Linked DNA regions of Mus musculus: regions 1 and 2 are each linked to region 3. Evidence: chromatin loops called from intact Hi-C (ENCODE). Cell type or tissue: left cerebral cortex. All regions are shown on one strand.

Evidence for each region. A loop is a pair of places that touch in the nucleus more often than their neighbours do. Peaks named below come from ENCODE experiments on the same cell type or tissue, not always from the same donor. Only the 100,000 strongest peaks of a DNase experiment are listed, where the experiment ranks them.
Region 1: a loop joins it to region 3, with 2.7 times the contacts of the local background. A loop is called at or near these places in 4 of 42 quality-filtered maps.
Region 2: a loop joins it to region 3, with 2.0 times the contacts of the local background. A loop is called at or near these places in 4 of 42 quality-filtered maps.

Annotation. Positions count from the first base shown.
Region 1 is chr2:38,591,161-38,593,660 of GRCm38, reverse strand. All of the region lies in intron 6 of Psmb7 (proteasome (prosome, macropain) subunit, beta type 7), which reads left to right. Among named protein-coding and RNA genes, the nearest start is that of Psmb7, 51 kb to the left of the region's middle. In left cerebral cortex, a CTCF peak has its summit at 1,388 (motif pointing right); a DNase peak (open chromatin) is centred at 1,392.
Region 2 is chr2:38,577,693-38,580,192 of GRCm38, reverse strand. All of the region lies in intron 8 of Nek6 (NIMA (never in mitosis gene a)-related expressed kinase 6), which reads right to left. Among named protein-coding and RNA genes, the nearest start is that of Gm35808, 46 kb to the right of the region's middle. In left cerebral cortex, no CTCF peak of the experiment used is centred here; DNase peaks (open chromatin) are centred at 777 and 1,211.
Region 3 is chr2:38,508,974-38,511,473 of GRCm38, reverse strand. It overlaps a transcript of Nek6 not described here. Among named protein-coding and RNA genes, the nearest start is that of Nek6, 1.5 kb to the left of the region's middle. In left cerebral cortex, a CTCF peak has its summit at 1,146; DNase peaks (open chromatin) are centred at 1,207, 1,615 and 2,244; H3K4me3 peaks cover 238 bases; H3K27ac peaks cover 1,356 bases.

The DNA.
Region 1 (2,500 bases), 82 kb before region 3:
AGGAACTTACTCTGTAGACCAGGCTGGCCTTGAACTCAGAGATTTGCCCACCTCTGTCTCCTGAAGGTATGCCACTGATACTGGCATTCCTGACAGGACATTGTGGGAACATTATCTTGTGCAAAGTAGAGAGGCGAAAGGCCTTCATCAGGTAGTCTGAGGGTGTTAGGGAAAGCACAAGGCTCCCCTGCTCTCTAGTGACAGCCATAGGAGCTGCTTTTTGGCAAGCCAGACAGAAATTGGCACCTATCCTTAAACTTAACACAGCCGTGGCGTCCCCAAGTAGTGAAGAGCCCAGAGCCCAAGAAGGTTACTTAGCTGATACGGTTTGTGGCTACCACAAACCTGCTTTACTATTTACTGTTTGCTAGCTGTGTGGCCTTGGGGCTCCCTCTCGGCCATACATTCTGATTAGTATGAGCCTCCGTAGGTGTTTGGGGATTGTAATAAAACTGGATAGAGATTATCCATGTGCCTGATTCTGTATTTAACATGTTATGGTAGGTACTCAGTGTGAAGTTTTCCATTTCATAACTGGGGGGTGGGGGTGGGGTCAAGGGGGAGGAGTCCTTAAAGAATCATCTTCTCTTGAATTGGTGAAGCAGCATTAAATGTCTCCTCAATTTGTCAAAGCCTTTACACGTCTGTATACATGATGATTCTACAAGTGGATCAAATTATACATAATACATTTCAAATTCTTTGTACTTTTTGAAATGTGCTTTTGCTGGGATTTACTTCCATGTGCAAATGTTTACAAAGCAGAGGGAGAGTCACCTGCACTCTGCAGCACCTCCTGTCCAGGTGAATGAATACAGACTAGACAGGCATGTGTAACAACAGCTCATATATTTCCATGCTCTCAGCGTCATCCTCCCTTGGGAATTAAGATCTGTGGTGCTAAGTGCTGCCTGTTGGTTATTTTTTTCTGTCCCATGTGTCTTGCTCAGAGCACTAGCTAAAGGGACAAGAACAGACAAAGGCGGTAGTTAAGTGGAGAAAAGAGAAGGGGGAGAAGGTCGGAAGCCCCGAGCTGGGGAGCAAGCAGGGCACTCCCAGCGAGCGTGCACATGCACATCTAAGGTTGGTTAATAAACAGAGTTGGAATGAGGTTGCATTTGTTAAGCCGGTGATTGGGTTTTGCTTTCTGTGTGGGAGCAGTCTCCACTAGCATCTCCTGTATACCACCTTTCCTTGTTTCTGGTAAGGCTTTTGTGGGACTGTTCAGAAACAGTTCCTGATTAGATGATTCTGTGAGGTGAATTCTCAAGGCACTGTGCAGATGCACACGAGAATAACTTGCTTCACTGCTCTTACAAAGGTGTCTGGCTGCTGGTTTGGTAAAGATCCCTCCCACTCTTGCAGAGCTGTCTCTATCCTCCTCTGGGTCTGTAGAGGGCACTACTGTCACTAGTATTCAAACCTGGCTCAGATTTTTCGCACAACTTGAAGCCTTGAATCTGCTCATCAAGGCTCTTAGACCAAATTTGGGGCAGTTCGGGTGTGGGACTTGAAGTTGGGGGTGGTGTTCCTGAGATGCGTGTTTTGTTGGGCTCAAGTGTCTGTACCCTTGTGTTGTTGGGAAGCAGCGGCAGCACACAGCTAGGAAAGGCTGGCTCACACCTGCCCTTGTTTCATAAAAGATTGCAGCTTGGTGGACCTATGTTCTGCCTTGCTACCTGCTTTGCTCATTTCCTGGATGCCTTTGTTTACAGCCTGCCTTCAGCTCTCCTTGAAGCCTTGCTGAGGCGACCTTTATTGTCTTTCCTACTCAGCCTTTGACCTCTGACAAGCCTTGGAGCTGTCACATGGGCCTGAACTCTTAAAATCCCAAGAGGATAAAGTTCTGGGACCTCTGTCTTTGGTCCTAGTGTGTCTCCCCTGGCATATGGGAAATTTGGGGAGAAACAGCAAGTCACTTTGGTAAACTTGTAAGCTCATAGGTTGGGTGGAGACAAATTCTGTGAGGGCAAAGTGGTCTTGGGTTTGGCTCTGGCAGCATTTCCCCAGAAATATGATTGTATTTTGTTATCAGCTTGTCTCAGCCTCACAGTGCTGATTTTGTCCACTATGTTATCTAAGAAGATGGCTTCCATAGGGGTTTTACCTTACTCTTTGACTTTATAAACGCAGCTTTGTCTTCCCCCATTATTGGATGGGAAGATTCTATCCTGGAGTCAACAACATTAAGATATTTTGATCATTTAGCAAACTGAGTCCAGGAGTCAAATCCAACCTAACACCCGTTTTTGTTAATAAAGTATTTTTGGGCCTGATAATCACCCTGTTTATGCTTAGTTTGTAGCTGTTATATGTTAGGTGTTGGCATCAAATAGTTGTAACAGACAATAAGTGTACCCTGAAACCTAAAGTATTACTGCCCAGCAGTAAGACTTCAGCAGAACTTATTGAGTCTTTCTTTAAATGACAGATACTGGCAGCATATAATGGAAGACATTGTAGTGAAGAAAGGGCATGAAGGACTTTGAAAAGTCTAGGC
Region 2 (2,500 bases), 69 kb before region 3:
CTTTCTGGGCCATTCTACTGTTTAAGCCAGAATTCCAAAGCAGCTTTCTCCAGCCCACTGGCTTGCTGGGTTTCCGTCCCCACTGCAAGGGGCTGGTACCAAGTGAGCCTTCAGCTTCATTGGCCACTCCACCTCCTCCACAGGGAAAGTGCACAGGGGCTTCAGCCAGTCCTCGGGGTTCAAGAAAGGATGTCAAGGGGATTATTTCTGATCTTACACACTTCCTGCCCCAGATCATGTTGGCATGGCGTATGTTCCACGGGGTCCACATGAATTCTCAATGGTTTAAGTTAAGCAGGAAGCAGAAAAGGCAGTGGTGGGGGGAGGAGAGAGTTTTGTCCTAGCTCTTTAAGCTGATATCAGGAGAAGACACCACAGGTGGTCTCAGGGAGGTGGCAGCCATGACTGCAGGACACCTCTTGCCAATTACCCAGTGCTGGGCCCAGATGAGGCCCCTCCTTGTCTGCTGGGAAAATATACACTTCTTTCCCTGATGCACTGCAGGGGTGCAGAGGGGTGCCAGTTTCAACAGAGCCCACTGTCACCCTTGAGGGCAGCCCATGAATGGCCATGGCTGCCTTTTGTCCTGTCCTTGTGGGCGAATATTCCTAGAGGACTGATTGATTTATTTGGCTTCCCACTGCCTTTTGCTCCTGCATAGCTACAAGGCACTCAGCGACACACTGCCAACAACTAGATCAACTGACTAAGCTGAGCCCTGCCGCCACGCTGGAAGCCACCTCCTCAGGTATGTGTGTAGGACTTAGAACAGCCTGCTTGGCTGGGAATCCATCGAGGCTATGGTCGTGGGCTTGGTGCAGACCAAGACTGGGCTGCGTTTGCCACTAAGGAGCTGTAACAAAGGCTTGGACAGGGACCAGGGCTGGCAGGAACAGAGGGAGCCAGCTGTCATCTTCCATCGGCCCTGGGGGATGCACAGAGCTCTTCTCTCAGGCAGACTGGCCTGTATTTGTTTATGTTTAGAGACACTTGTGACTTTAAGGGGACAGGAAGCAGTTTCTGAAAATACACAACAGAGGATGAAGAAAGAAAATGATAAGCCATCTGGACTAGGGACAGTATACATGAGAATAGGTCAAAGGGGACTCCCTCCATAAGGACCCAAGCTGAGCAGTGCTGAGACCTCCTGTTGGCCAAAGCAAAAAGGGAAATGTGTCAAGCTGTTGGGCTTCTAAAGCCTGGCAGCAAATGCCAGCTGCACAGCTCAGCTGGTTGATGGGTTCACAGAGAGGCCGGAGTGTCTGGAGCTGGGTGCCTCCATCGCAGGGCCTCATGTACTTCCCTCTCCAAGGCAGGGAGACTCCATCCCACACAAGGGGCTGACTTGCCCAGGCTGGGCTCTTGCCGGGCCCAGCATCTCTCCCCCAACGCCTGAGAGTTCTGTGGACATGCTCACAAACATGAAGTCAAAATTGCTTATTCTTGCTGACCTTACACATTAAGAGTATTTGGAAGCTCCTGAACAGCTGTCCCCTCACCCCAGCACCTGGCACGCATGGGCGATGCTCTCAGAGGAGTCTCTGAATCCATCTGATCTCCTGCCCTAGCCAGGTGTTCACTAAGACTATTCCTGAAACTGAAGCCCAGAGTATCAAAAAGGCTCGACCGGCCCCACTGTTGACTGCTCTGGCCTGAAAGGCCCATAGGCCTTCCCGACACTGGGCTACCAAGCCCCAGGAGGTGGCCCACCCAACCAGTCTACAAGGACATTCTAGGCAGCCCTTTCCAGCCAGGCATTTAAAATGCCTCATTTTCAGCGGGGGCACAGCTCGGCAGTAACGCTTCTCTGTCCTACCAGGCCTTGGCTCCACACCGTCCCCTGCAGACGAGAAAAATGCAGTGCCTGCCCTAAAGGATCTCAAGCTCCTGGCTCAAAAAGAAAGGCAAGGAACTCTGCACCTTGTAAAGAGATTTTGAGTTTTGACCTTCAGGTTGACTAGTCCAAGCTAGACCCATCCCCCCACATCAGCTCCAGGGAAGCAAAAGACAGATGGGGTTCCAGTGCTAACCCTAAATCGATCACCTGTCTGCCAACCTGCATATTAGGATTCAAATGTTGTGGGGAGATGCCCAGTGTTCAGTGGAGTCTCTTGGGGATGCCCAGTAGTGGGTCCTAGGTGCAGCCACCAACATAGAGACATCAGATGGCCCAAGCTTCACCCCCTTCCTGGTGGCCTGTGCTCCCCAGACCCATTCCCAGGAACCCCCGACCCTCCCACCAGGGCTGAGATGGGTAGAGCTTATGCTTCTTATGTTCTCATTCTGAGCATACTAAGATTCAACAGTCCTGTCCCTGGCTCCAGGCTAACTACCAGATCTGGAAACAGCCATGGATGGCCGCATTCTACAACTAGGGAGGCAAAGGGTCTGCAGTGAGACCCACATTGTGGATCTGAAAAAAACAAAACTAAACAAACAAAAAAAAAAAAACAGGGCACCTCCTTAGGGGAGTAACACAGGGGCATGAGCTAAGAAGCCT
Region 3 (2,500 bases):
GTAACCAATTCGTGGACCCTTCCCCACACCCATGGATTCCTCATCAGCTGACATTGCTCCTCTCACAGCCCTCGCAGGACCGAAATTGACCCATTCACAGAGTGCAGCAGGAGGTGAAGTTCAGTTGATAGCATGCTTTCCTAATCTCAGCACTAGGGAAATTGGGCACCTGTAATCTCTGAATTAGGAAGGCTGAGGCAAAAATGTCTGAAATTCATTCATTCTTGGCTATATAGCAAATTCCAAGCCAGCCTGGGCTACATGAGATGTTGTCATTCATATTATATATATATATATATATATATATATATATATATATATATATATATATATATATATATATATGTATATATGTATATATGTATATATGTATATATATATATATATATATATATATATATATATCAGTGTGTACAATAGTACAGTGTACAAATAGTGCCCAGTACAGTTCCAGAAGTAGGCACCTAGGATAAATCCAAGTCCCTGCCCTCAAAGTGCCAGTATCTCCTGGGGATACTGCCTTCCTGGGAACTCCAGGCCAGCCAAGCATCAGTGTGCAGAAGGTTTTTAGGAGTAAGTGGGCCAGCCAAATACCCAGGAGCCTGGGGGTGGGGGTGGGGGTGGAGGTGGGGGGAATGACCTGAGTTTGATCCTCCAGACCCACACAATGGAACAAAAGAACTCCAGCAAATTGTCTTTAACCTCCCCATGTCTTCCAAATTCACACCAAGTGTTGTATGTTAAAAACAAAAAACAAAACAACAACAACAACAACTGCCTTCATCTATGCATACTTAACAACCCCACTAGGATGTCCAAGCTTCTCTGGGGAGCAATTAAGGTGACTCCCACTTCCCCTCAGGAAGGGATGCTCGTAGCTGGGACAGGTATTGCTGCTTCTGAGTGTTCTAGACTGTCTGTGTGCCCAAGCACCTGCCATCTGTCCATTAATCTGCTGTACATGTCTGGGCACGGGATAGCAACCTGCTGAGTATTCAGTTAACTAGTCTACTTGAGTCCACAGTAATCAGGCCCACAACCTATATTACTCCCCCTGCCTGCCTCATGATGTTCAGCCATTGTGAGGGTGGCATCATGCCACCCATGTGCCCATTTCTTAGATGGCTTTAATGAGGCCTGTGAGCAAAGTCCCCCAGGTGGTGAGTGGTTGAACTGGAAGCAGATGACACAGATTTCTGGTCTCAGCAGCTTATTGCTAGGCAACCTTGTTCTAAGTAAGAAAGGCATGGCCACCAGCCCAGAGCAGCCAGGCTGGTCCCTGCTTCTGAGAGGAGGGAACTGGCACCAACAAGTTATCTCTAATGTGCACACATACACTGTGGATTGTGGCATGTGAGGGCACACACGAATAACTGTTGTTTTAAAAAATGAAAGCTTAACGCCCACTCTAGGAAATCTGAGTTTCTCCAGGAAGCAGACAGTAGGATAAATAAGGTTAAGCAGGCCGGAGGCAGGAGGACCAGGGCTGCTTTCTAAGAGGCAATGAAGAGTGGAGGTCTCTACTGAGGAGCAGAAGTCTTTGGAGGAGAGGGTATGGTTAGGGGCCTGCTGTGTTCTGACTGGGTTCTCTGCTGTAAAAACTGTCCTGGCAGAACAGCTAAGGAGCAGCGTCAGATCACTAGAAAGGACTTTCCCCAGCCTTGCTGAGTTCACAAACACATGCAGTGTCTTCATTTTCAGGAAACTGAAGCTCAGAAAGGCCAAACAACATGTCCCAGGTCTCACAGCCAGTGATGAACCTTAGAGGTCCGGCTGTAGGCAAGCGGTCGTTTTTAAGTGTTAAGAGAATTAGGGGCCCAGCTCATATACCACCACACATCCAGTGAACTATAATGCAGGAACAGGATGGGTGGGGCTTACATAAGGCATCTTCAGTCTCAAGGGATAGGCTGGAGAAACAAACCCACCCTTCTCCCGACCTTCCTCCTTCGCACCCCTACTTCCTTCTCTTTGGCTATGGACCATACAGATGGATTGCAGGCCCCGCTGACATGCTGTGACATAAAATCAAATTTAGTCAGCTCCAAGACCCTCACCATTCCTGCAACACCCATCTTTCTGCAGGGGTGGGGAGAAGGGAGAGGTGCAAGGGCCACTTTTGTTTTCAACTCACAGGAGTTTTTAGTGAGTCCCAAAATGAGTCACTGAAAAGAGGTACTTACTTGCAAAATGCCTCCCAGATTTAGCATGGCTGCCTCCCTGTGTGTGCACTAGACTTGCCTGTGCCTCCCACTGCCAACCACACTGGGAATGTGGTCTCAGGGGCAGGCTCTATGTCTGCCCTGGAGACTTTCAGGATGATGCTGTGTTACTTCATTATCACTGTGCAGTAGAGGAAGAGAAACCATTTTGGCTCTCTGCGCCTTCCCTGGAGCTCTCTGTGGAGAAGCAGCTAGGATCTGCTGCTGCTGGTCCAGTCATCAGGAAGGTGTGGCCTCTGAGGGAGACCTTTATTGTCTTCATCCCCTTCATGGGGGTG